Regions from separate parts of the Homo sapiens genome. Here region 1 is linked to region 2. Evidence: chromatin loops called from intact Hi-C (ENCODE). Cell type or tissue: CD14-positive monocyte. All regions are shown on one strand. Links, peaks and the distances in the headings refer to the core of each region. The heading gives the core; the rest is flanking DNA. Region 1 has its middle 110 kb from the start of MIR584. Region 2 has its middle 78 kb from the start of HTR4.

Evidence for each region. A loop is a pair of places that touch in the nucleus more often than their neighbours do. Peaks named below come from ENCODE experiments on the same cell type or tissue, not always from the same donor. Only the 100,000 strongest peaks of a DNase experiment are listed, where the experiment ranks them.
Region 1: it touches region 2 in a loop (3-fold over the local background); 55 of 110 quality-filtered maps call a loop at or near these places.

The regions. Positions count from the first base shown.
Region 1 is chr5:148,949,716-148,964,702 of GRCh38, forward strand. No RefSeq gene overlaps it. Among named protein-coding and RNA genes, the nearest start is that of MIR584, 110 kb to the right of the region's middle. RefSeq lists an enhancer at 6,702-7,274. In CD14-positive monocyte, for the core only: CTCF peaks have their summits at 8,079 (motif pointing left) and 8,280; a DNase peak (open chromatin) is centred at 8,066.
Region 2 is chr5:148,725,047-148,740,033 of GRCh38, forward strand. No RefSeq gene overlaps it. Among named protein-coding and RNA genes, the nearest start is that of HTR4, 78 kb to the left of the region's middle. In CD14-positive monocyte, for the core only: CTCF peaks have their summits at 6,078 (motif pointing left) and 6,279; a DNase peak (open chromatin) is centred at 6,095.

The DNA.
Region 1 (14,987 bases), core at 6,940-9,439, 230 kb after region 2:
GCAGATATGTTTTTATGTGCTTTATATAAACTAATTCACTCCAACATCCTAATAACCGTTTTAAGATGGCATTAGTATTATTCTTATTTTACAGATAAAGAAACTTATGAATAAGATAGAAATTTGATCAAGATCACAGCCTGTAAGTGTCAGAGCTTGGATTCCAGCCATTAGTACACCATAATACTTATTGAATGATGAATCAATTATGAATACAAAGCACTTTATAGTACTCTTGATGTCCTCATAATTAATTAATCCCATACATAGTACAAGTTGTTTCAGAATAAATGGGAGTGATTAGCCTAACTGATAGAGTCTCTAAGGGTAGGTCATATCCCTTAGGAGAAGGAGGCAGCTATTTTCTATGGTGAGGCAGTAAATTGAGCTTTGTGAAGCAGGGCTGATGGCAGAGTTGCAAAAGAGGAGCAGAGTGTGCTGGCAGAGATGTAGGAAACTCACCAGGCTCCAGACCACATTACCTGGTTCTTCAGAGACGGCTCCCTGCCAAGCCCAGTCACAGCCAGAGCTCCAAGAAAGGAGTTCTGGAGCAGTGAGAACTGGCTGCCCTGAGAGGGATGCCAAGGAAGTAAGAAAAAAACAGCCCTTGACTCAGACCAGGGAGATTTCTGTTTAATCCTGGCCTTTAGAAGCAAGACCTCCCGGAAAACCACACCTTTCCCTGAGTCCCTGTTAGGTGAATCCCAGCAGCGGCGAGCCATGACTCTGTTGTTTGCAGATGTCAGGAGGAAAAATAACCCTAATATAAAGGCAGCTCAATTAACTATCTTCTCCTCCTGTGCCTGGCACCTTATGGGAGCTTTAGATAAATTATCTCCTTTAAATCTTTTAACAACTCTAGAGATTCCCGCAGCATTCATTTGCTCAATAAATAGGTATCAAGCACACGCTGTGTTGATGAAGTGGGCACTATTTTTAACTCTGTTTCACAGATGAGGAAAAAGAGATTTAGAGGGATTAAGTAACTTGCCCAACTTAGACATTGGCAGTTAGAACTTGAACTCAAATATACCTGATGCCAACCCCCCTTCCTTCCCTCTACTCTGAATTACCTTCTAAACTTGAAACCAGAATTTATTTCTATTTATGTATCAGGTACTGTACAATAATCATAATTAGGAATTATTCAATGAAATAATGGTTCCTTGCTGATAATAAATATTCAGTAAAGATTAGTTTGTGTTATTCTACATATTATATATTTATACATTGTGATGGTTAATCTAGGTGCCAGCTCGTCTAGGCCACAGTTCTCAGCTATTTGGTCAAACATATCTGGATGTTGCAGTGAAAGGATTCTTTAGATGAGAACAACACTTCAATCTGTAGACTTTGAGTGAAGCAATTTGCCTTCAGTCTTGTGGAAGGGCCTTATCTAATCAGCTAAGGGCCTTCAGAGGAAAAAGGATGAGGTCTCCCAAGGAAGAGAGAATTCTGCCAGTGGACCACCTTCAGATTCAAACTGCAATATCAGCTCTTCCCTGGGTCTCTAGCATGCCAGTTAACCTGGCAGGTTTTGGGTTTGCCAACTCCACAACCAAGTGACCAAATTCCCTAAAATCTCTCTCTGTGTCTCTGTGTATAGAGGTACAGATAAAAATAGAGGCAGAGATAGAGATATCTGTAGCCTGTAGATATACATCCTGTTGGTTCTATCATCAGAAGCTTCGCTACTACAAATATATATTCATAATAATAACAGTAATTGGATGAGCAGATAAAAGGAATGTCTATATGAGATGCAAAGAATGTATACTGCCTGAATTCTTCTAGAAATCCAGCTTCTAATGAAAAATATTGCCTATGATATTGCCTACAATTGTCACAAACAGGTCCCCTTGTATGAAAAGAGCTGATTTTCCTAATATAGTTACAAGATCCATATTTTTTTCTCAGACAGTCTCGCTATTGCCCAGACGAGAGTGCAGTAGTGCAAACACAGCTCACTGCAGCCTCAAACTCCTGGGTTCAAGTGATCCTCTCGCCTCATCCTCCAAAGTAGCTGGGCTTACAGGCATGCATCACCATTTCTCCTCTCCCTCCACATTTATTTCCCCATGCACAAATTGAAGACCTCATGACATTTGCATGACAAATGCAGGAATGAAGGAGGGGTGCACTCTCAGTCTGAGCAGGATGGCTGGCAACCTTGCAGGTAGCTGCAAAAGAGCACCTGTCTGAAAGCCAGGATCCCAGCATTGCCACCCACCAGCTGGGTAACCTGGGCCAGATCTCTTTCATGGTCTAAACTTTAGTTTCTTATGTACTAAACAAGCAATAATAGTCAATATTCTGAGGCTTATTGTAAAAATTAAAATAAAATCCCACATGGGATAGTATTTTCTGAATGGCAGTGTTTTCCTCAAAGAAAGAGCAGGCCAAGCTGAGGAGTGAATAGAAGCTGTTTCTGGGCTCGGGTCGGAGCAGGGTCAGCCCTGGCAGTGTTATGGGGTCAGTGCAGATGGTTCACAGCCACGGCTCATGTGCCTCGCGCTGCTAAACAGGGGAACATTGATCTGATCACAACCCCTTTGATGGCACTGCTTTCAGGTTCTGAAATACCCAGTCTCATTTTCCCTTCATAATAGCCCTCCAAGGGAGGCAGCCCAGGGAAGGGGGGATCCTCATGTCTACACCACAAGTTGGAGGCAGAGCAGAGCCCATGAGACTCAAAGCCCAGCATCTGTCCTCCTCAGCAGAAGGTAAGGGCACTGACGTTCAGAACTTAACCTCTTGACCGAGGGGCCAGTAGAGCAAAAGGACATCAGCCACAAACTCTCCCTCCAAAGTTGAGTGTCTCACCACTGCAGGGGAACTGGGAGACAGATAAAGACTGGAAGGAGAAATTAATTTGAAAGAACAGGAAAGCATCAGCCAGATCCTAATCAGAGAATCAGGCTGCTGGCAGAACTGCAAGTCATTTATCAAACGCCTCCTGAAACTCAATGTATCACTTTTCCTCTTATCTTAGGATTTGGGGGAAATGAAATACATTTTTATATGACAAAATTCAGCCACTAACTGACTCTATAACATTGAGCAAGTCATGGAGCCTCTCTGAGCATCTGTTTCTCTTCCTCAAAATAACAAAGTTGTACAAAATCAGAGTTTCCCAAACTTCAGGTATGAGATTTCTGGGATCATGAGTTTCCATACATAAGCACCACAGCTGCTATTTTTAACCTAATATTGCTTTTTGCAGGTATTTATTGTAAAAGGAAATGATCACCTCGTAAATGTAAAAGCACAACCTTTGGGGTTCATAATTTATTATAATGAATACATAGTTCTTGCAACTGAAAAAACTCTCACGTGCCAGGCTCCTTCAAGCATCCCTCAGACTCTCGTTGGAAAACTCTTGGCCTAGATGATCCCTGAAGGCCCTCCAGCCCTGGCATTCCACTGTGAAAATCCCAGATCCCTGGCAGCCTGGATAACCCCTGGGGAAGTTTTCTGACAGTGTGCATGAGATTAGCTCCCTCTGCATGTTCCTATCAAGGCATTTATTGTGCTTTTCTGTAACCCTAGTGAAGTCTGTCATCCCTGGTAAAGGCAGTGGCTGAGCGTATTGCCCATCACTGGGTTTGAGTAACGGTGCTGGCACAGTGAGCCACTTAATAATGTTACTTCACATCTCCAAGACTCAGTTCCTTTGTCCACAAAAATGAGGTTAATTGTTCTTCAGTAAATGGAATCTCAAAACCAAAAAAAATGTCAGAATTCACTTGGGTGGGGAAGGCGGAAGAGATGTAAAATGGTGGCCCAGAAATGTTGGAGTCAAGAGAAGAATTTGCCAATTGGAGGAGAGGAGCATGTTTAAAAGCAAAAGCAAAGAAGCCACCCCACTCATGGCACTCAGTATGATTATAATGACTCCAGCTGATACTTAGTTAGTGGTTACTATTGTGTGAAGTGCTTTTTAAGCTTGATTTTATTTAGTCCTCACAGTCATTATTATTCCCACTTTACACAAGAGGAAGTTACAGTCCATTGAGATGATGTGTCTTGTCCAAGAACACAACTAGAAAGTGGCAGAGCAGGGACTTGAACTCAAATGACTCCAGGAACCATGTTCTCATCCCCGATGGCAGGGGGTTACTGAAACAGGTTCTGTGATCACTACTCCTGCAGGTCCTGAGCTAGCTGCCCAGTCTGCTCCACAGGCTCTGTCACTTGTCCTATGACCAACTGAATAAGATTCCTGATAAGACATTCACAGCACAGGCCTTAGCTCTCTTGCAACAGTCAACTTCCTTTTGAGTCTTCTCCCCTCCTATCTTTTCCTTCTGATGCCTCATGAATGCATCAATAGATTAATGTACCCTGGCCACACTCTTCATTTTGTCACAGGAAGCCAGTACCCCTTCTCCTGCCAAGGAGTGGCAGTGACTCTGGGTGACCTATGCCAAAAGCAACTTGGTGGCTTCTTAATGGAGTTCCACAGTGGGGCTTCAAGGAAAGAGCCATGCCAAGAGAGGGAGTCTGCTTCATCTTTACTATACGGTCGGTAACTCGGAAATGACCAGCCTGTCTTACAGCTCTAGTGGAGGTCAAAGGAGAGAGAGTGAATAATATTCATGTACACACATGAAGTATACATGAAGTGTACCTGTCAACAAAATTCATATGTACAACGAAGAATTACACTAAAAACAATGCTTTTCTCCAGCACTTATAACTACCTCTTCTCCCTTCTTCTCTTCCATGGGTCCTTTCTTCCATTATTACTGATCTCCTGTTTCTGTCATTTTTATTTTGTCTCCCAAGTCCCTCTGAATTCCATCTCCTTCCTCTCCACCAATGCAAATTATAGGGCATCTTTAGGCCCTAAATCCAGTTGCTTGTTCTCTCTGATCCAACAGGTTGGGTCAGTGATTTGGCATGACTTGGAGTAGCCACCAGAGAAAAGAGACCTCTCACCTTAGTGCTTACTTACCTTGCCTTGGTCAAAACTGAGTCCTCATTACCTCTCTCTCTCTCCCAGAGATCTCCAACCATCCTGGGACAGGTAAAAGCTAAATGGGTCAGCATCTCCACAGTTAGTCTTCTCTGTTCACAAGCCTCTCACCAGGCATCCACGTCAGGGTGGCCATAGCTCTAAGGACCATTGCCCTCAGTTGGGTCTGCCCTGGGCCAGCCTGCAACTGCCCTACAAATGGGAAAATTATAGATGAGCCAGGAGACTGGAGCAGCAGGTCAAGGAGATAAGGGCTCTGAATGAAATATTCCTTGCCGAGGGCCAAGACTTTTCCATGATTCAAGATATCTCCACCCGAGCTCTTTTGCAACCCAGAATGAGGGGGATCAGAGTGTTCCCAACCCCACAGATTGTTGTCCTTGGCAGGAGCCATGGGATTGAAGCCTCCTCAGCAATGGCAAATTCAAGGGCATTAGACATTTAGCTGCATTTGGGGGACAACGGGCCAGGGCTCACCTGTCCCAGATGGGCAGTGATTATAAACCTGACGATAAATAAATGCTTTATCCTGAAGGAGCTTAACTCTGAGCTTTGAAATTTAATTCTTTATGCCTCTGCCACAGATCTTCTCCTCTCCCCTCTCTGGAAATGAAGGCTGTAGATTTTCTACAATATCAGGGAACCTGCCCCGATAGTCACATAGGTTCTTTTCTATTTTCCCTAAGCATCAGCTGGGTTGAGAAATAAAGGGACAGAGTACAAAAGAGAGAAATTTTAAAGCTGGGCATCCAGGGGAGACAGCACATGTCGGTAGGTTCCGTGATGCCCCCTGAGCCATAAAACCAGCAAGTTTTTATTAGGGACTTTCAAAAAGGGAGGGAGTGTATGAATAGGGTGCGGGTCATGAAGATCACTTACTTCACAAGGTAACAGAATATCACAAGGCAAATGGAGGCAGGGCGAGATCACAGGACCACAGGACTGGGGTGAAATTAAAATTGCCAACGAAGTTTCTGACACCACTGTCATTGATAACATCTTATCAGGAGACAGGATTTGAGAGCAACCGGTCTGACCAAAATTTATTAGGTGGGAATTTCCTCTTCCTAACAAGCCTGGGAGTGCTATGGGAGACTGGGGTTTATTTCATCCCTACAGTTTTGACCATAGAAGATGGCCACACCCAAGGGGGCCGTTTTAGAGACCCACCCTCAGGGGCGCATTCTCCTTCTCAGGGATGTCCCTTGCTGAGAAAAAGAATTCAGCGATATTTCTCCATTTGCTTTTGAAAGAAGAGAAATATGGCTCTGTTCCACCAGCCTCACCGGCGGTCAGAGTTTAAGGTTATCTCTCTTATTCTCTGAACATTGCTGTTATCCTGTTCTTTTTTCAAGGTGCCCAGATTTCATATTGTTCAAACACACATGCTCTACAATTTGTGCAGTTAACGTAATTATCACAGGGTCCTGAGGAAACATACATCATCCTCAGCTGACAGGATTAAGAGATTAAAGTAAAGACAGGCATAGGAAATCACAAGGGTATTGATTGGGGAAGTGATAAGTGTCCATGATATCTTCACAATTTATGTTTAGAGATTGCAGTAAAGACAGGCATAAGAAATTATAAAAGTATTAATTTGGGGAACTAATAAATGTCCATGAAATCTTCACAATCCATATTCTTCTCCCATGGCTTCAGCCAGTCCCTCCATTCGGGGTCCCTGACCTCCCGCAACATACAAAGCTGGATTCCAGGTGTTTTCAATTCATTATTTAATTAATCAGTCTGCAAAGTATATAGTTAGGTATGCCCATCATTTAGGAAAATTAACACACAAGAACCAAAGAACTATACTTTGGTATAGAAATTCACATTACAAATGGGGCTTCTTTAAAGTGAGAGCCCTAAGTATACTCAGGATATGATTTGAATTGTAAAATATCTTTGCTTAACCACAACTCTTTTGGAATACACATAGAGCACACAATGAAGGCCAGTTCAAAGCCTGAGTGTCACAGATCCTTTCTACAAGACGATCTAGGGAAATGGTTCCCAGACCTCAGCATGCATCAGAGTCACCTAGACAGCTCATTAACATGCAGATTCCTGGGCCCTCCTCCAGAGCTGCCTTATCATTATCTCTGGGGGTGGAGCCCAGTAGTTTCTCTACTTAAGCAACTCTCCAGGTGACTGGATGCAGGCAGTCCAAGAGCCACACCTGTGCTAGGTCTTAAAGCTGCAGTACTCCTATGCCTGGAACAAAGCCACCCCACAGCTCCTGGCCCATTGCTCAGTGTGAGGCCATCCATGTGGAAGCCCCCTTTCACTCAAGAGCTGGACCCCAGGCTCCTTTGACACCAGCTGCAAATGCCACACACCAGCTGCCCCAGATAGCTCAGGTACAAGCCCCTCCTAATCAAAACCTCAGGCTTGAAATGCGTGCACAATTACACAGATGGCAAAGCAGAAGGCCACAGGGGAGACGGGACTCACCCAGCAGCAGTGGGCAAGCCAGAGAGCCATGTGGGGCAGAAGGTCTGCTCTTCTGGTCCCTCTGCCAGCCCTGCACAGCCTCCAGGTTTCTGCTACATGGCTCTTCCTCTCAGGATGAACTTGAGAATGAATTAGGTGTTCCTGTTATTATCTGTCTCCAAACATTGTCTTTCTCCTTCACACCAATCACAGTTGGTAGCTATGTAGTATTTTTTGACATTTGTCTTTCTAACTAGACGATGGACTTATTGAGACAGGAGCCTGTTTTGTACCCCAGAGTGTCTAGCACCTAAACAGTGCCCAGCGCATAGTAGAAAGTCAATAAATATGGACAGACAGAAGTTAAAATGATCTCTTCTACATAATAGAAAATAGAAATATTGAAAAAAAAAAAAAAAGAGAGAGAGGTTTGTCATGGCTAGAAACAAGTCTATGCCATGAAGCCCTGGGAGGCAGAGGGAACTTGCTCTCCCTCAGGCCTCAGTGTCCAGACTGAACTAAACAGTCTCTCCCTAGCCTTCCAACTCATAACAGTCTATAGACTTTAAAGAATGGATTGAATAGAAAATGACTGAACATTAGACTTCCACCTCTCTACAGGGGGTTGGGGTCCTAGAGGCCACCCGGCTTTATGGCTTCCCAGCTCCCTCTAGTGGCCAGGGCCATGTTACACTACAATTTTGTGATGGTCTTTGCTTATCAAATTGAGCTGCAATCAGTTATTTAGCTGAGTTAATAAATGAGTGTTATTAAACTGAGTTTAAGTTAGTTTAGAGGTCTGGCTTGAATATAATTAGTAACTTACATACATGTGGAGAGTATTAAACCCATTGAGTTCGTCGTTTATTAATTCAGCATCTCATGGCCCAGTGCCTAATCTATACCTGGGACAGTGCCAGGTGAAAGGATATAGCAATGAGCATGTCAGGGATCTCCACTGCCCATGGTGCTTATATCCTAGGGAGGGAAGGAGATATTCAGAAATTATGCAAAAGTGAGGTGTACACCAGTGGGGTGAGAGTCAAGAAGGAAATATGCAGAGCATTCATGTAGAATACAAGTGGTGGCCCCTCTTCAGGAAGGCTTCTCTGAAGAAACAACGTTTCAGCTTGGGTTTGAAACATGAGGAATAATTATCAAGGCAAAAGTGGGGAGACGGATTGGAAGGAAGGAAAAGGCAAGGAACTCTAGGCAAGAAAGAGCCCCATGAGCTTGAGGTAGTGACAGCGGGCCAGGGTTGCCTGGGTAATGAGCAGAAGACAAGGCTGAAGAAGTAGGTGGTGTTATTATTCCCATCAGTTTCCCACTAATGTGGAAACTGAGGCCCGGAGATGTGACATGAGCTGGTCATAGTGATGCAGCTTCTGGGTAGTGATAGAGAAAAGGGGGCCTGGGGCAGCCAGAGTGGATACTGCAGGATGGAAAGAGCTGGGCCAGGGAGACAGAGGCATGGGGTGGTTTGTGGGAGGGAGGGGGGCACACAGTTCCCAGTGTTCAGACAGCAGTTCTGGGAGGGATTCAGCGGTCATCTAGGCCTCCTTGTCCATGTGCCAGGGGAGAAAGCAGTGAACAGCAAATCTCCTTCACCCACATCCCCAGTACCCAGGCCTGCAGCAGCTGGGTCTGCATCACTGCTCCCCAGAGACACTCCCACCAGGCTCCCGCAGCCTCATGCAAAGCCCCAGTTCCCGTGAGCACCTCCATCTCTCATCCAAACTGTCCTCTCTCAGCCCATGGGCTCTTCAGTCCCAGGCTCTGTTGCCATCACCCTAGGGAGCAGTCCTCAGGAATGAGCTGTGCATGACGGGACCCTGCCCTCCCTGCCACCACCCCCACCCCGCTGCTGCCACTCTGAACTCCTGCCATGTCTCTCCTTTTGAGGTCTGCCCACTGACTGTTCTCCTCCTTCATACCACATTTCCCCATCTCCTAGCCTGGCTCATCCTCCAGATCTTGGCTTAGACATCCCTTCTTCCAGAAGCCAGCACCACTCTCCCTGGAACTCCTCTTCTGAATCCCCCTGGAGCACTGATCACACTGCATATTGGTTTCCTATTTCCTTGTCCACCTCCCCAGCTAAACTTGAGCACCCCCAGGTCAAGGACTACGTCTATCCCATTTTCTCCTATGTCCCAAGCAGCTAACACGGTGCCTGGCACTTAGAAAGTGCCCAGAACTATTTCTTAAATAAATGAATGAATTAAAATAAATGACTCTAAGCTGAGCCACCTGCTTTTTACCACCAGGCATTGTGTTTCTCATCTCCATCTGCCCATCAACCTCTGCCTTCATTATGTCTAACAAGGGGTTCCCTACTGCTGTAAAATAAAGAAAGCAGTCTGCCTCAGCCCAGACAGTGACTGGTCAGTCCTACTCATGGCAACTGCTGGTGTCCCCTAACTTCCCAGGAGAAAGTGCAGTCAGAAGCAATAAGGAGTTGTCTACATTTCAGGCTTGTTAGACATTCTCTCCCCCCAAAACGTGTTTTCCTGGTGACTAGGAATGCATTTCAAAGTTAGATTTTTTTTTTTTTTTACCAATTTATACAGCATTCTGAGGCTTGGCTTCCTCTGAGTGAGGCTCCAAATCATTAGAGACCCCGTGGCTAAAAACCCCATAGGAGACATCTTGTGCAGGGTAACCCCAATATGAACAAGCTTATTCTTCAGCTTGCATGCAAATGAGATCCTGGTGGTTCTGTTCAATCAATGGCATCTAGGTATTGAAGACATACTATGTGCCAGTCTGCATCAAATGATTCTGATCTGTGGAGAAGAGTCAGCTTTATCCCTGCCTTTCACAGAAGTGGCCTTCTAGCAGGAATTGTAGAATTAAGCAACTTATTACAATTATTCAATGACATGCAATGAGATGCAAGCTGAGGAGGATCCCTGAGCACCCTGAAGCTCCCTAGAGTGATGGCAACAGAGCCTGGGACTGAAGTACCTATGGGCTGAGAGAGGACAGTTTGGATGAGAGGTGGAGGTGCTAGGTGCCAAGATAGCTCAGCCTGAGTGTCCTGGCCTGAGTCAAAGTGGCTGCCCTAAAGCTGTGACCTTTGGCCTGAGAGCTAAAGGATGTGTAGGTGTTCACCAGGCTAAGGAAGGGAGAGAGTGTGTGCAGATGCAATGTGTGTGTGCACAGGTATATGTGTGTGCATGTATGTGTGTGCATATGCATGTGAGCATGTGTATGCTACAAGTGTATTGTGTGTGACGCATGTGTCCATGCATGTGTGTGCATGTGTAAGAGCATCTGTATGCCACAAGTATGTTGTTTGTGCATGTGTATGTTACAAGTGCATGTGTGTGTGGGTTGCAGATGCATGTATGAAAACATAGATGCCACGAGTATATTGTCCATATGTGTATGTCCATGTGAGAGCATATGCAGGTGCATGTATGTGAGCATGTGTGTACAAGTATATTGTGTGTACATGTGTGTGCACGTGTGTATGAGTGTACATATGCCACAAGTACATGTGCGTGCAGGTTTCAGGAGCATGTATGTGTGTATGTGTTTGTGTGTCCCAAGTGCCTGCGTACCACTTATAGACACTCTTCAGCCTTTACATCTCCTTCCTATCACAAGGCAGTCATTGCGAAGTGGATTTCAAGCCTTCTCCATATGGTGCAGTGTTTCCAAGCCTCTTTTGGATCATGGATCATTTCAATTAACAACATAACAACAACAGCTATTCCATATTAACTGCATGGCAGTCATTGTGCCAGACATTTAATGTGTGTTCTCTCATTTTCTTCTCCAGCAAACCCAAGAGGCAGGCCTATGGTTATTGTTCCATTCTACAGAAGAAGAAACACAGGCTCAGGGAGAGGAAGGCTCTTTCCCATGGTGGCCCTGAGCACAGGTCTGTATGATCCAAAGTATATGCTCTAATCCACTAAACTCTTTCCTGCCACCAGAGCAAGTGACACACCAGATTGACCTTATAGCAGGTCCCCCTCCCACTGTTAACTACAACATTCTCCTAGCAGTGAATGAAAAGTATTCAATGAAGTTCTGTTCCAGCTCAACCACTGATTCACTGTGTGACACTGGAAAAGTCCCCCATTCTTTGTTGCCCTGGAGCTTGCTGAGCTCTATCACTCTACATGAAGCGCTTAACACCACCATCCACAGATGGCAGGCAGGTTAAATAATCTCATGAAATCCCTGTTTCCTCATCGCTAAAATGGAGCTAACAATGGTGCACTCCTGATAGTACTGTGGAGGGATTGACCAAGCTCATGTGTGAAGAATGCTCAGCCCTGTGACTGCCTCACAATGTATGCCCAATAAACTGCAGCTGTCGCTGATGCTGAGAACACAGGAGAGCCAGAGAGCTGAGAGCACCAGCTTGGGAATCAAGTGGACCTGGATTCAAATGATTAAAATGCTCACTTTGCCTTCTAATGGCCGCGTGACCTTGGCAAAAGTTATTTAGCTGTCAACTTTTCCTTGCTTGTAAAATAGGAATTAAAATAGCACCTACTTCATAGGTGTGTTTGAGGAATACATGAGATAATACACATAGCATTGCCCTATGAATGTTAGTTAACATCATTACTATTTGCACACATTGAGTAATATTATAAATAAGGATTATGTGGGGTCTAATTTTGTTCCAGTTCAAGGTTTTAGAAAAAAATAAATAGAGGTATCTGGTTTGGTCAGATTTACTAGACATTGTACTGTTTGTAAAAAATTTAAAAGAAAAAAAAAAACCGGACCTGTCTCATGGGTCAATAGAAAGTCAATTTCCTTTTGGCTGAGGCCAGCGATTCTGTGCAGTTTATTCTGGTGCTGGCTGGCGGTTTGGTTAGGTTCAAGGCCATGACCATGAGTAAGTGATTCACTCTTGCCAAAAACTGCAATCATGGTCATATTCTAAATATTTATACTAAAAGAAACCAAACCTGCTCCACCTTTAGGGGTCACAGGCACCACTCCCTCACATACTGGAGTTCATTCATTCATCCAACTCAGGCTTATTAACCATTCACCTCATGCCAGACACCAGGCACTGGTCATGCTGGTGGCTAATGGGACAGAAACCTGCTAGCAGCTTTGGCCAATTTTGGAGAAACAACCGAATCAGGGCCCTCAATGATGGTAGCTGCACCTGGGCTGTGCAGGCTCCTACAGAGAATGCAGGCCATCTGTTTGGTGCATATCACAATGTGGTCTGTTCCAGCTGGGAAAGGCACTTGGGGATCATCTCAGGCAACACACACCCTTTACAGCCACTGAGATCTCACAGCTGAGCTAAGATCCTGCTATTCTGACTCCTAGATCAGCACCTCTCCCTCCCTCCTAGATGCCCCAAGATTTCCTCCACTTCATACAGAGCAGGCGGTCTCCAGACATTTTAGCTCACAAACGACTTCAAACATAGTGGTAATGAGAATTGAAAAAGTAATACCACTCGTAACAGTATCTTTCACTTACTGGGTGATTTCTGGGTGTCAGATTCTTCGTTAAACATTTTATATGGTATGCCTCATCTAACATTCAAAGAACATTATTGGTTAGGTCATTATTATCCCATTGTACAGAAGAGGACACTGAGGTTCAGAGAGGAGAAGGGATTTTCCTATGTTAACACAGCTAGAAGTTGCAGAACTTAACTTCATCTGACTCCAAACCCAGTGCACACCGCCACCACACAATATCCCCTCAGTGGGATGCACAGCACAAGGGACCTGCCCTCCTGTATCCTCCTCCTGTGCTTACCTGGCCAGCAACAGTTTGATGTCTGCAGCTAGGAGGGAGGAAGAAAGAGCAGCAGGTGGGCAGAAAAGAGGCTTCAAATCTAGTCCTTGGCTTTAGCACCCACTAAAATCCAGGACTATAACGAGCTTAAGGATGATGAAGAAAGACAGCAGTGGAGAGCACACTGGTGAGGAGATGGATGGGTGGGTCTACAGACTGTTCCAGTGTCTGCTCCAGGTGAAGGGTGGCACCAGGTGCTGGAAGAATACCTGTGTCATGTGACCTGGGGCAAACCATTTCCTATCTACTAGAGAGGGAGCACAGGATAACAATTAAGCCTGTAGCCTCTGAAGCCAGACAACCTAGGATGAAACCCTAGCTCTGTCTCTTACCAGGTGTGTGACTTCATACAGTATTTAGCATACTGGGCGTTAGCTTCCTCTTCTGTAAAATGGGCATAATAATACCTGTCTCATAGTATCATTATGAAAACTAAATGAGTTAATACACAGAATGCCCTCAGGACAGTACCTAACACACAGTAAGAACTATATGCATTTTTGCTAAATGTTTAAAAATTATGTAAACTAGAGGTTATAGTACCCAACTGTTTGAATTAAGATGCTTTTGGCTGCAAAGTAACGGAATATCTGATCCTAAGTGGTTTTAACAGAAAGTTTTTATTAGTATTAGTTTCTCATTAGTATAATGAGAATCGTCCAAATGGAGATGGTTCCAGGCTCAGGGATGTCCCAGGAGCTCAGGATCTTCTTATCTCTCACCCTCCCTTTGACTGTCTTCCACAAGTCATTTCCCATCCTGGCCCAAGATGGCTGCCACAGCTCCAAATATCACATCCCATTACCACAAAGCCAAGTATCACATCCAAATGTCACAAAGCTACATCTAGAAACAGAAAGTAAGGAATAGGGAATCTCTCTTGCACTATTGCTGTCTTATGAAAGAGAAACTATTTCCTAGAAGCCTCTCTGAAGACTTCCTTTTTCTGTCATTAGCCAGAACAGGGTCATGTGACCACCTCCAGGCCCTGTAGAAGGCTAGCAAAGCAATATCCTGGCATTTCTGTCACAATATAGAGCTGGGCTCCACAGCAAAGAAGATGGGAGGAAGAAGAGTAGTTGAATAGGCAATCAGCAAGCCTTGCAAGATAGTCTTGAGAAGGAAATGTGGGGAAAAGTGCAGGAACACTGTGAAAGAGTTAACCACTTCCACTGTACCTATGTAAGACATTGTTCTCAGAAATAATCATATCAATAGCAATGCTTCTCCCTGTGGGTTAGAGGTAGAGTCTATAGAAATGCAGGATGCCCCATCTCTACTAAAATACACAAAAATTAGCTGGGCGTGGCGGCATGCACCTGTAATCCCAGTTACTTGGGAGGCTGAGGTAGGAGAATTGCTTGAACCTGGGAGGTGGAGGTTGCAATGAGCCGAGATCGCACCATTGCACTCCAGCCTGGGTGACAGAGAAAGACTCCGTCTCAAACAAACAAAAATAGAAATGCAGGATGCCAATAATTCTAGGTTGTCCTGTTCTTTCCCCATGGATATGGCAGGCAAGGGAAAAATAAAAGGAAACCGACTGCCCTGACACTAAAACTGACGTTGTATGGCCTCATAATAACCCAGGCCTGGAAAACAATAGACCACCAACTTCCCCTCTCATTTTGGTGGATTATAAATAAAGCCTGGAGGGAAAGTAATGAAATTAGTTTAAGAACAGTGATAGGATTCCTCTGGCCAGGTGCAGTGGCTCACGCCTGTAATCCCAGCACTTTGGGAGGCCGAGGCGGGCGGATCACAAGGTCAGGAGATCGAG
Region 2 (14,987 bases), core at 4,846-7,345:
TTGCTATATGCAATTTACAGTTGATGAAATAGACTCATTGAGGCTGCATGATTTGCCAAGGACATCAAGAACCTTCTGGTGTCCTCATTTAATCAACCCAGAAGGATCTTGCCTTGGATCACCCATTAAGAAAGTGCCAAGGGCACAGTGAATTTGTGTGTTCCCATCTCAAAGGTAAGGATGGGCTACTTACACTAAACGGTTTCCTCATCTGCTGCACAAGTCTCTCAGTTTTTGCCTCTGGTTACCTCTTTCATTTTCTGGCCATCTCATAAAATCTAGAATACAACTTTTTTCTGTCATTCTTCCTTTCTTCTCTCTCTTCATTCCTAGCAAGTGAATCTCACCACATATAAATCTTAATCCAGAGAGATACTCCCTGAAACTCAGTGAAGTCAGCCTGGGAGGTTTCAGGAAGACAGTAAGGGCAAATGAATCTCTAAATTACTTGTATTAATCAAATTCCTCCTAAATTTCCTCACTTCATTGTTTTCCCACATGACCACACCGGCTTAGAGCCAGATCCTTTCCTTAGCACAATTCGTGACACCTGATAGTCTTAAGAGTTGCTTGATCTAAGACAATAAGTTACTGCTCTGCTGTAGAAAACCGGGTAGCATTTAACTGGTGGAAAGAAAAAGGGGTGGGCAGTAGTGAGCCGGAACTATTTATGAAGCTCCAAATTGGACTTGACATGGCTGGAAGAAGGCAGGAAGAAAAGAGGGCAGAAAGCACAGGAAGAAGAGTCACCATAGTTTTCATGTGAATAAATATTAGAGCAGCTCGCTAAGGACACAGGTGATTACTTCCGTCATTTCTCAGCATATAGACCAGCAGGTGCAGATAAGGAGCATGTCCCTGTGGGAGGCTCAAGGTGCTGCAGTGGAAGTACTAGCATTTTGCAAATAGCCCGGAGTATGCAGGATGCTGGGCATGCATCACCTCATGTCGTTCTCACAAGAGCACTGCCAAAGTGGCTCCTAAATAAAAATGACACAAACGGCTATACACTGAGAAGTAACTTTCCTGTCTTTGTCCCTGTCTAACGCCATTCCCGTGCTTAACCTTTAATGGGAGCCATTTGATTTGTCCCTCATTTATCCCTCTGATTTTTTTTTTTTTTTTTGAGACAGAGTTTCACTCTTGTTGCCCAGGTTAGAGTGCGATGGCATGATCTTGGCTCACCACAACCTCCGCCCCCGAGGTTCAAGTGATTCTCCTGCCTCAGCCTCCCGAGTAGCTGGGACTACAGGCATAAGCCACCACGCCCAGCTAATTTTTGTATTTTTAGTAGGGATGGGGTTTCTTCATGCTGATCAGGCTGGTCTCGAACTCCTGACCTCAGGGAATCCGCCCGCCTCGGCCTTCCAGAGTGCTGGGATTGCAGGCGTGAGCCACTGCACCCAGCTGATTTTTTTTTTAAATTTTGTTTGTTTTGTTTTTGTAGATACAAACAAATGAAATTATATAGTCTTATTTTTACCCAGGAGCAGTAGTATTATCCATGCTCTGTACTCACAGGGAAACCAAAGTTCAGATAAATTAACTGTTTCTTCCTCTGGGCTGGTCTGTGGCTGATGCAGAATCCTCCTGCTCCTGGAGTTGCTGCTGGCAACAGGATCCAGCCTGAAGATCAAGGATCAAGGGACACAGCTGAGAGTCACTGTAGATTCTGAATTCAGAGTTGCTGCTTGAGTTAGCAAATTGGAAGCCCTGAAAAATGCCATTCCCCTTTCCTGTGGTGCTAAGAAATCAAAGATCTAAGCTTTTGCACCACTAATGCCTGAAGCTGGAGGTTTTCATGAACCATTCAATGGGTGTCTTTATGAAAGCTTCCTAGAAAGAAAGGCTGAGGTATGTGTGCTTGGGGTAAGGTTGTCAGATAAAATACAGGGTGCCCAGTTAAATTTGAATGTCAGATAAGCAGTGAGTAATTTTTTATTATAAGTGTGCTTTGCAACACATTTGAATGTGTTTGAGGATGATGATGATGATAATGATGATGAGCTAAATCTGACGGCCCCAGCATAGGGAGGTGTTGAACATTGGCCTTTAGTCCTCTAAGGAACAGCTGGCCTCAGATCTGAGGGGCTGATGGGTTCCTAAAGTTTTGGGTAAATTGGGATCTAACCCTTTATATTAATAAGTCCTAAAATAGAAGTCTTGACTTCTAGGTTTCATAAACCTTAAGAATAGAGAAGACGGAGAACCTTCATTATTTCTGGAAATACGGCTTTTTGAGAGTTTTCTCAACCTCAATTAAACTGCCACAAAAGGGCCTGAGTATAGCAACTGTAGCCTAACCTAGCTAGTGCTGTGTTGGCATTTCTCGGAATTGTTTGTTGTTATTAATTTAGCAGGTGTAAAATGATTTATTTTACTTTGGTTTCACTTTCTTGATTATTTCATGAGCTAATATAAAATCATTGCATGATTGATTTCTGTTTCTTTACTATTCGTGTTTCTTCACCATTTGCACTCTTCTGTGTTTCTATTTGTGCTCCCCTTCATATAGAAAATAAACCCTTTTATCCATTTATGTCTAATTTTAAATGAGCTCATCACAGATTATTATAGATATTAGACTGTCATATTTGATGAAAAACATTTTCTGTCTTGCTTCTTATCCCTTAATTTTAATTTTTAATTTACAGATGTTTAATGTTTATTCACATGAGTATATCAATATTATTTCCTTTGTAGTTGTTTCTATTTACTTCAAAGCAATAGAAATTTGTCATCCCTGTATTCATCTTATAAAAGTTTTACTTTCTACTTGTCTTTCTATGCTTAAGAAAAATCAATTAACTCTTTAATCTAGTGATTCTCAAAGAGTGGTTTGAGCATCACCTGCACCAGATTACCTGTTTTGTTTGTTTGTTTGTTTGTTTTAACGCCCATCCCCATTACCCTTGGAAGACCTTAGTAATCAAAGTTATTCCAAAGGACCATGAAAACATGTATTTTTAACCACCTTCTAGGTGATTCTTCTGCATCTGAAGCTTGCAAATCACTTCTTTAAGCCATATGAAATTACTAGACATCTTTGTTTTCAAGCAATAAGTTGACTCGAGATAAGCAAAAATAATATTTGTTGGAAAAATTGGGAGAGTGGATGTAATTGAAGTAAAACCTGAGGAGCTTGGCTTGGAGATGGAAAGATCACGCAGCTCCGGCAGACCTGAAAAGAATACAGGAGTGAAATGAAGGAACACTCACTGTCCTCGACCCATCTCCACCCCCACTCCTCAGGATGTAAGCTCCATGGGAACAGGGATCTCTGCCAGAGCAGGTGCTCAATGAGTGTTTTTTCTTGTTGTTGCTCCATTCACAGCCCCTTGAAACTGTCTCCAATTGTCCTGACTTCGGCGACAGCCACCTTGTGACCAGAAAAGGGCAGAGAATTTATAGTCCCACCCACACTGCATATACAGAAGAGGTTATCTCCCAAAGGAAATTAAATTTATCACCACAGGAAGGAAGCAACATCTTCAGTGGGTTAAAAACAATTATCTAGTGTATCATCATATAAAATATGGCTCTAAGATAATTTTTTCCCAAATGGTTTGCCAATTATTCCCCAAATCGCTTATTCATTCATCAGTTTTTCAATATTTCTTATACTGAGTACTTTACTTAACATGGGTCACACGGCAACAGCCAGTTACATCTATATTGAGATTTGTATTTTTATTCCATACACCTGGAACTGGAGGTTAATAACATTAAATTCACTTCATTTAAGATACCAGGTTTTCCCATTACCTTTTAGAAACCATTAAAAGATTAAATAGGCTGTTCCTTGTGCTACCTACTTGGTTTCATTTTCTCCAAATATGCTTCTAGTTTTAATAACCTTATTCTTTGAATTGCAGGCATCTTGCATTTCCCTCTAGGACTAAAAGTATGTTTGTTTAGCAATGGAACTCACTCTGCTTTTTTTCTCTGTCTTTAGGTATAATCCACACAGAAATCAATCATGCAATTAAAAATTTTCTTCTTTGAACTTCTCAATAACAGTGATCTCAATCTTTTTCATGTGAGTTTATTTTAGGAGATATAAAGCCACAGAAAACCAAAGAGGAAAGCTCTAGCAATATGTACCCATAATTTCTCAAGGTTCTTTAGCATTCAAGGGAGGCTTTCTGCTTAATAGCCAAATAATTCTATCTAAACCCCCATTCAATATTTTATCAATTTATTGTATAATAGCTATATTTTATCCTCCTTCTTACTCCTGAGAATTCTCAGGAAATAGTTCACACAATAACAAATCCACCTTGATTATCATTGGCCATCTCTTACTCTGAACCACTGCTGTAGGCCCCTCTGCTGGTCACCTCTCACAACTGTTTCTCAGGATCTTTTTGCAAGATGTTCTCAAAGAACACAGCCCAAGGGACACAGCCCCTGTCTTGGTATAGCCCATGCCAGAAGAACACAGACCTTTTCCTAATTCTCCTTAACCCAGCACATGCTAAGCTGTGAGGTCTGATGTCTACTGAAATATTGATAATAATGCAAGGAAAATGAAAATTTGTAACTGATACGAGATAGAACCACTCCTATGATCCATAGGTCTGAGAGTGTTTTTCCTCCTTCCTTCCTTTCAAGAACTGGCTCATCTCCCCCATGAGAATTTTATTGTCTTTTTTGCCCATTGAGTCCAAACTCTTACCTGCTTCAGCCCCAGAGGAATGAAAAAGCAAACCTACCCCCTTCCCTAATTTAAGGCCCAATTTATTTCTTTGATAGAATAAATCACAATAAAAACATATCCTTTCCACTATTCTGGGCTCCAGACAAGGCCACTAGAAAGTATAGTTCTCTACATATGTTCATCTGACTGGGGGACACAGAACACTTTAATCCACAGTGAACTAAACCACACCAGCTGCAGATCATGTTTACAGCTCAGCTGAAACAAAACATCAGATCTGCCTGCTGCCTGTTGGGAGGAATCAGGTCTTAGGAAGATCTATCAATATTTAAGCCAACATATTTCCCAAGAGAAAACAGTGATTTTTCTGGGATAGCCCAAACTAAATCTACATGAAGAAAATAAAACATCTCTTCTTGTAAGGACACAGTCATATCAAGGATACTCCCAATTTGTATTACTAACAGAGCACATAACTTACATCCTGATCTGAAAACTTTAGCAGGATTTTACTGACATCGTGGGTTCAGAGCTTCCCTGAGTGGAGGGAAAAGCAGGCATCTGTCTTACATGTATGTGATGTAATGTGTCGCCAAAGACTTAAGGCTAGGAAAGCAGTCCAGGAGGGCAAAATAAGCCTTGAATTCCCTGGTGAAGCATGATGAGTGATGTACAGAGGAATTTGGTAAACAGCAGGCTGAAAGTTTATGCTGGCAAATGTTACCTCCAGCAGCAAGACCCAGTATGAGAGACAAATGAAACATCCTTGGCAGCAAAGGCAGGTTTCTATTATCTTTGTTGTAAGGAGGCTTATCCTTGGGTCACAAAAGTCTGTCCAGGGTAATGATTCAGAATGCCATAGGGAGCTGCCAACAGCAAGGGCTGAAGGGAGGATTTGATTCATCTCTTGCTGGTATTGCTTCTCTTGCGGTTTCAATGCTAGAAGTGAAGTATCAGTGACAAGAGCTTGCTCTCCTGGAGAGGTGTTCAGAAGGCACAGGAGCCAGCAAGGTGGGCTCCATTTCAGGTCTTCACCATTTATGAGCTGGGCGGCTGTAACTCTGGGCGAGGTGTTTCAAATTTCTACCTGCCAGCTGGAAAATAGCACAGCGAATGGAGGATCTGGGCATGCTTTACTAGTTTTCAAGCTTGGATGACGGGGGGATTGGCAAAAGTGAACACCTAAGGGGAGATGGATACAGATGGCAAGACAGAGAATCACGGGACCCCTTTTACAAATGAGTAGCCCCCAACTGTCAGATAATTTGAGCTCGGTTTCCCTGCAGTTTGTCCTTTTCAGATTTTTTTGTAAAAGTTTAAAGGAGCTCCAGCACAATTCATTTGACAATAGTAACTATTTACTGTGACTACTTCCAATTGTGGCCAAGATCTGCCCTCTAGTGGTCTGACAATTGCAATGCCTCTTACTATTACATTGTTGAACTTGGTAATTTTCAACGGTCGGGCGACCCCTGTTGTCATAATAGTCGTATCTCAGTATGTTGAGCTAAAAGAAACTTCAAAAATCATCTGGTCTGTTTCTTTTCATAACTAATTCCTCCCAAAAATGCACCTGGCTCTTGCTTTAACACCCAACTCCACGTAAAGATAGCAGAGCAAAACAGGATCACAGAAACTTCTTTCCCCACCTGATGAAATGGTTATTTTTTAAGCCAAATAATACATTAGCGGCTAGAGAGGAAAGGGTACTGCTTGAATCATAAGGTTTGGCATCCATGAAAAGAAAGATTCTGATATGACTGGTACAACTTCTAAGGCCAGCCCTTCTCCCAAAAGCAAAGGTAGTCAACGAAATACTGAGAATTCAAAAGAATATGCTTTAATTAAAAAATAAATAGAAAGCCACACCCACCTCTGAAACTGATTCTTTGGTGAGGAGAAGACACGATAGTTCCAGATAAAGTGAGAAAGACATCAAGGAGAATCCATCCGCGTCATTTTACAGAAACTACAAACAAAACTGCTCCCTGTTAAGCATGAGCAAAATGAAAAGAAACAGTACAAAATTATGCAAATCTGCTACTACAAAATAAGTAGTAAGCAAGAAAAAGGCAAAACAAAACCAAAACCAAAAACCCTCAGGAAGAAAATAAAACTCAAAGGTGAAGTGCAAGTTCTTTTTGAACGCTTAATTACAGAGAAGAGTTCATTAAGAATATCAATTCAGTAAAACAGTACCTCTAAGATAAATTATAAAATAAAGAAGATGGAAGAAGACATTGTGGAGCTAAGAAAAATTGAAAAACAAAACAATGAGTTATAAATGTAATAAGTTATAAATTGCAAAGGAGAGAAAAATGTAGCTGCAAATGTCATGGAGAGATGGCTGGGGACAGTCATAGAAAATGCAGGATGAAAAGACAAAGCAATTAAAATAAAGGTAGATACAGAGAGAAAAAATTATCCAACGTGAAGACAACTGACATCCTTAGAGTACAAGGAAAGAAAAAAGAGAATTCAAAGATATAACCTAAAAAGTTTTCTGAAAAGAAGAACGGTATTAATGGATAAAAAAGAGGACAATTATGTCAAGAGAAATTGATACAGAATGGTCTAAATTGGGAAATTTCCTGGTTAAACTGTTAAGTGTTAAGAATCCAGAAAAAAATTTGACATTTAGGCAGAAAACGGCAAGTCAGCCCCTATAGGGGGAAAAAGTCAAGTGGTTTCAAGGCTTTGCCATGGCAACTCCAGTACCAAGGGACATGGAGTAATGACCACCAACTTCTGAGAGAAACAACATGATTCAAAAATATTGTACCAAGCTAGGGTGTCACCAAGCATGGAGATAAAGGGCAGATATTTTTTGACACGCAAGAGCTCGGGAAATATAATACTCATGAACTCTTTTTGAAACAAAACCAAACTACACACAACTGGCAAGTAATCCCATCGAACAAGAGATGAAAAATAATAAAGAACTCGAGTGAAAAAGCTGTGATGAAAAGAACTCATGTGGAACACCATGTTTATTTAATTTCACAGCTAAGGCTAATCCTGTGTGGCCTTGAAGGTAGTATAAGGGAATGTATCATTAAGTCCTAACAAAGTGAAAATAATATAAGCAAAACCTGGAAAAGAGTGAGATGAAAGGAAGAGTAAACAGTAATTATCTTATCTTTTGTAACAGGGGTCAGCAAATGACAGCCTGTGGGCCAAATGTGGCCCACTTCCTGTTTTTGTAAATAAACATTTATTGAAACACAACTACATTCATTCATTTACGTATTGTCTCTGGCTGCTTTCACGCTGTAATAGCAGAGCTGAACAGTTGTGACCAAGTTCTTTTAGCCCACAAAGCCTAAAATATTTACTACCTGACCCTTTGCAGGAAACATTTGCCGAGAGAGAAAAGCTCATTAAGAATATGAATTCCGTAAAACAATACCTCTAAGATAAATTATAAAATAAAGAAGATGAAAGAAGGCATTGCAGAGCTAAGAAAAATGGAAAAACGAAACAATGAGTTATGTTTTGTAACACTATTTTACAACACTGAGACAATCTATAATAACTAAAATTGAAATGTGTGGCTCAAAAAATGAGTCCGTTTTTAAAAATGCTTCAGTAATGTCTTTAACTTTAGAGGGATCTCTACTGAGGACGTTTTTATCCAACAGGATGTGTACATATACAGGCACAGAGAGATGTCTAAAGTAATATTCATCAAAAGTACTTGTTACTCCCACATGGTAAAATATGGAGTAATGTGTTGCTTTTGTGTTGGTGTAGTGTCTGATTTTTTTGTAATGAGCATGTATAATTCTTTAGAAAACAGTAAGAGTAATTCAAGTGATTAATTACTCTTAAAAATAAAAAGGCCAGTCGATTTCATCTTCAACCCAGCTTTCCTAAGAACAGTCAACCTGTTATTTGGGAGCTTCCTCAGGCCCCCTTCTCTTCACCTCAAAATTTTGGTATGAATTTTGGAAATGTGATTGGAGGATTCCTGTATATTCCATAATTAAGCGTCGGGGAGTTTTCTTTCTTCATTTCCTAGATTTGCCATCAATGTGGATTAAGAATTACTTGGAACAGCAGAGGGCGCCCTGCTCCATGTTTATAGGAATGTAATGTAAGTACCTGACCAGTACTGCCGTTTGGAACTTGTGTGAATGAAAGCCAGTAAGTGATCGCCTGTAGGACTCAGTTTCCCCATCTCCCACACCTTTCTTCTGCCAACCCATCCCCCACACTGCAGAACAGATCATGCCGCCCTTCTGACAGCAACCCTTCTGTGACTTCCCTTTGCACTCAGAATAAATTCTCAACTCCTTAACTAAGGCAGAAGAGGCCCCCACACGATCCCGCTCCTGCCATCTCACTCCATGCTCCACATTACACTTGATACCTCCACTACGCTGGCATTTAGTCAGTGTCTAGACCATATTGAGCTCTTTCCCATCTCTGGGCCTTTGCATTTGCTGTTTCCTCTGCTGAGCAATTTCCTCTCCCGAGCTCTTTGCATTTTTAAGGAATCTTTCTCAATGTTTGTCACCTCCTCAGAGAGGCCCTCCGTGATGACCCTACCAAAAATCTCACCCACTTTATTTTCTATCACAGCACTATTTATATTATCTTACTTCTACTTCTCACAGTCTGTGATTGTTTTATTTGTTACTATGTTTTGTCTGTCTCTCCCACTAGAACCTAACTTCCACAAGAGCAGGAAGCTGCCTGTTTTCTTCATTGTTACATCTTCAGCATCAAGCGCTTAGTAAGTACTCATAAATATTTGTTGAATGAATGAATAGACTTGCAAGATGTGTGTCCTGGCTGCTCTCTCAAGGCTACTATAAAAAGAAAAAGTGAGAAAGTTCTTGTGGTGGGTCAAATTGTATTTCTCTCTAAATTTATGTGCTGCAGACCTAACCCCCAGTACTTCAGAATATGATTGTATTTGGAGATGGGGCCTTTAATGTGGCACTTAAGGTAAAATGAGGTCATATTGGTGCACCCTAATCCAATTTAACTGGTGTTTTTATAAGAAGAGCAAATGCAGACACACAGAGAGACACCAGGGGTGCACAAGCACAGAGAAAAGACCACATGAGGCTGCTGACTTCAAGCCAAGGAAATAATTCTCAAAAAAGCCAAACCTGCCCACACCTTGCTCTTGACTTCCAGCCCCCACAGCTGTGTGAAAATAAATTTCTGTTGTTTAAGCCACCCACTCTGTGGTACTTTGTTATGGCAGCCCAAGCAAACTAATACACACCTTTATAAATCAAATAGTAGTAAGCAAAAGTGACAACTTAATATTTGAAAGAGCAATGATTAGGCATTAATGGTGGATTGAAATGGCAAGTTATGTTACAGCTATTCCATTGACGGAACAGAACTTGAGAAGGTAAATACTGAAGCTGGAGAGGCAGGGATGACTACATATTTTGCAGAGTACAGGGCAAAATCAAAATGTGGAGTTCCTTGTTCAAAAGGCAGGAAAAAAGTGCTGTTAAAGATACAAAATATAAAACTTTCTCTTTATTCCATGGCTTCTTTCTCCACTCATCATAGTGTTTTTACTTTGCTATTTATGTAGCTCTAAGAACAATTTAAAATTATCAGCATCAATTTTACCACTTGTCTTTATATTGTAGAATATTAGTTTTAAAATATAACATTTAAATATTAGTTTAAATGTCACAGCATTTAGCTTGATGTAGAAGCACTGAAATTACATTTTCTGTATCTGGTAGCTCACACATGCATAGGTATTGCCTCCTCATCAGAACTGTGGAAATGCTGCCAAGAAAAACAAACTCAACTGTGTTTATTTTACTTCTTGACATGTGCATATTCTACCAACACTATCTTCAGCTTACTGGCGAGGAAGGAAGGAGTAAAATGAGAAGACACTATAGGCCATCCACATTTCCCTTTCCTTCTGTGTCACCATTTTCAGCCTCAGTGGGTGGCTAACACAGGGAAGTAACATGAGTAAGAAAGGATATGAAAGGGATCCTTGGTCATTTGTGTTTCTCAGAATGCCACTGAACAGAAAGCATGGCCCCTGGGGGCTGTCAGTGTCCCCATTTACCCAGTAGATGTAACACACTCTGTATTCGCTGTGATTCTCACTGCACTCCATGTGTCCTGGGTACAGTTGACTTCTCTGTCCAGGGCATCCTAAATGTTATATGTGAGTGGGGAGGCAAGGAATGGCAGTGGACCCATAGATTACACGTGTTTCCTCTGATCCCATGCATGCTCCACTGTCTCATTGGACTTTACCTATAGAACACAAGTTCAAAGAAAAAATTATTCAGGATTTCAGGACGGCTACAGCAGAGCATTAAACCACATGCATGGCCCTCTGAGTGTGGGTCCCTGTGCAACGCGCACAAATCATGAGCTCTTGGAGCCAGCCCTGGAGAAAAGTGAAGCCATCCTTCAAAGAGCAAAGAAAGTAAATGGGTCCCAGACTGCTTGCAAGCTAATTCCCAAAGAATAAATATCCTGCGGAGGTCCCTAAAGCCTTTCTATAGAGAAGTGCCAAAGTGTGGTTCAGTACCCCACCCTTAGCAGGAGACACAGGAATTAACAGTCATGTGCTATTGATTTTCACGTTGGCACGTATTATCTCAGGTTCTATGGGATTTGCAAGTGAGACTGAGAACCTATAAACATATAAAACCATCTTCCTAGGGAAATTGTGTTTCTGAGTTTCCAAAGACCAACTTGCAAATCTTCTTTGGGAACCCACTCTATTTCTAGGTAAAAGCTATTCACACCTGGGAGTCCTGGGAGGCCATTTAGCTCTTAACAAGGCAGAGGCCAGTCAGGCACTTTACTGAGATCATTAAGAGACAGGTGGAGGCAACCAAGTACAGTGGGATCCCTGGGCTGGAAGTCGGGAGACATGGGTGGGAGGATGACTCTGATAGTAAAGTGTGTGAACTTAATCAACTTGCTTTCAAACACAGAGTCTCATTTCTCTCTTTTGTGAAACAAGAAAGTTGGATTTGATGGTCCCCAAGGGCCCACACTGGGCTAAAAATAACCAAAACCAGGAAAACTTTCTGACAGAGAAGGCAGAGAGAAAAAAAAAATGCCAAAGTCACATGGAAGAACTTGGCAGTGAAAAATGAACTGAAGACGCTTTTAGAAACCTCTGTGGGCTGGTTCCCTTTGCAGGTCTTCTAAGTCCCCTGGATGTTGAGGTCTGACTTCTGCCAGACCAGAAGAGTATGACCTGGGCAGGGTCTCCAGCAGCTTCTCCAGCTCACCTGTCCTCCTGCCCACTAGCCTGGGCAGTGCCTTTCCCCTGTCACTCTCTAGTCCAACTTTGGCCAACTGGTGACCCTGGGCCAGAGAAAGATCCTGAATGACTTGGGACCTCTTGAATGTTTTTATCACTACCCTTATTGCTGTTAACACATTCCTGACCTCTGACCACCTTAAGTCTCTGGGAACTTTGGTGGAAACAAATCAAACAAGTAGCAATAGAGTGTGGAAGAAAGTAAGTGGGGTGAACTCCTGAGATCTAGCTTTGGCCTGATATTAACAAGTTGAGTGACCTCAAACAGATCCTTTTCTTCCTGGATCACTGGATTTTGTCTTTTTCCTTCACTTGAGTGAAGTGAATTCTCAGGTGATAGCACCCTGTTTTTCACTTGTGGATATACCTCTCCTCTATTGTGAAATCATAATGTTTAGGTGGGACTGACCCTTCCCCCAGTTGGCAGATCCCATCCCTCTGGCCACAGTGATGGGCCACGGCTGAGAACAGGACCCAGTTAGAGCCAGTGAAAAGACTTGAGAACTGTAACTGGACTTCTGAGGGAGAAAGGTTATCTGTTCAATAGATTTGAGGTCATGAGCATGTGAGGCTTGGAGCTGCTCTAACCATCTTGCTGTCACGAAACAGCCAGCTATGAAGTAAAGCCAATACATGAATGGAGAAAAGCAGAGCAAATATAAAAGTAGACACACTGTGTCTCAATGACATTCTCTGAACTCCTAGATCAAACTGTGCCCCAAACCAAAAGCCACCCCTGGATTTAAGCCAATGAATTCCTTTGCTCATTTAAACTGGTTTAAACAGGACTTTTGGTCACTTGCAAGGGTAATAATCCTAGCTACTATACTCACATCTCTGAACCTTAATTCCCTCTACTGCAAAACAGCTGTTTTGTGGGTAGTAATTACCATAAGAGAGCATAACGGTATTATCTCTTTCAGGAGTGGCCATAATTCCAAGGTAGCAAAGACAATTTTTCAAAATGCCAAGAGCTGCTTTCTTCATTCACTAAGCATCATATTTTCAGCATCTTGGACATCTTACATGACAGCCTTTAATACATGTAATTATTATTGTTCACATGTAATTCTGCATCCCCAGCTGATGTCTCTCTTCTGAGCCTCAGATGCCATATCCATCTGAATGCTGGACACCTCCACCTAGATGTTTTCATCTCAACCTGGCAGGTCCAAAATTGAGTGGATCTTCCCACCCAACCCCAAACCCCTATCATGTTCCCAAGCAAAACCCAGCTTCCCAAGCCTGAAACCTACAAGTTGCCCTTTTCTCCTCTCTTTCTTTTTAATTCATTCCATCCACAAGGCTTGATAAGTCTGTTTTCAAAATAGCTCTCATACTTTCACCTTTTTCTCCAACTGTCCTGACAGTTCTATATTAGGGCCACCATTATCTCTTGCCTGACCACTGGAAAATATTTCTAAAAGATTTGAAGATGGCTCTCTCCTTCTGGTTCTTAATGCAGTTCCCTCCTTTCGTCCCTTTGGGCTTAGAATTAGAAACACCTCTGCTGCCACTACCCCTGGGTGACTGCATCAGCCTTTGTGCCTCCTCCTTACAAGCAAACCGTCTCTGAATTGTTCTAATTTGAGGATCCCATCTCTTTCCCATTGGGATTTTAAACCCTATAGATCCTTCCATGAACACTTTCCTCCCTACAGTCTGACTCCTGTAATGACTCCTTCTCCCTCCCTTTCCTCCTTTCCTAGACGTCTGCTTACATAGCCTAGAAAGAAGGAGGGAGGAGAAAGCGGAAAGGCTCATGGTAGCAGGGCCAGTTTTGACTTTTAAGAAGCCCTGGGGATTTGTGGGGGGAACAGTGTTCTGGCTCCAGCTATTGCTGGCAATCTTTAGAATGTGGCACTAGATCCTCTTTGTCCATTGTTTGGGGTTCTACTTGTCAATACTGGAATAATAGGAAAAGTGTGATATACCATCCTATCACATATGGCCGTCTGCAGCGGGACTTAATGAAGCTTTCAAATACACAGAGGCCTTGTCACCATAGCTCTTTCTAATGCTAGTCAATACTTTCTATGTATTAGGTTTCTTGCTAAAGCTTTGCCTTGAATGTTTACATGCGGGCAATACCCAAGAACCTAACTGGAGGCAAGACAGGTGAGGGAAGCAGGACAAACACACCCAGTCTGACCCAGTCGATAATGAGTTTTCTACATCTGAGAATGTGATATTTGTGTAACACGTTACAGTTTAACAGGAGCTTTCATCCCCCTTTAGCTGGCACATGGCTGAGTAATCAATATATGTTTTCGTAAATGATTGAATGCAACTATAGAGTCATTTTCTCCTCCTCAAAATAACCCTGTGAAGTAGGCAGTGCAGGGATTATTATTCTCACTTTACAGAAAAGGAAACCAGGGCCCAAAGAAGTGAAATAGTTTCCTGAGTCCACGTAGTCAGTGACTGTATGTGCTCAAACCAGAACCAGCAGTGTCAGGCACCCATACTAGCTCATTTCAAAAGTCAGGAAGTCAGGAAGCAGGACGGTATTCTTGATAAAATAGGGAATTGGATTGGATCAAGTGCTTAAGTGTCTTCTCAGTATTAAGTCTCTATTCCTAGCCTCCCTCAATAATCTTACAGCACAGTTGGGAGCTGCCATGGAAGGGGATGGTAGGCAGAAGTTCAGGCTGCTAACCAGCTGGGAATTGAGTAAAAGGAACAAGAGAAAGGCCTTCTGGTGCCAAGACTCTGGAGAAATGTTTGTTGACTTTTGGCTTTGCATTGACTACTTCCAACTAGGCTTTGAAGCTGACTTTTTGATCCCAGGGCTCCCTGGGATGGGTGGGGGAGCTCATGACATTGTTGCTGTGGTTCTCCAGGCAACCACAAACCCTCAGTAGCTCCAGGAAGATGCCTTAATTACGTGGAAAGCGATGAGGGAACTACAGAGAAAACAAGAGATATCTACAAGGAAAGTGGGGCAAAAACAACAAGAATCTAAAGGGCAAAACAAGAGAGGCCCCAGGGGCGAAGCAACAGCCAGCACAGCAGCACTGTGAGGATGTTGATGGTGCCTCTCCT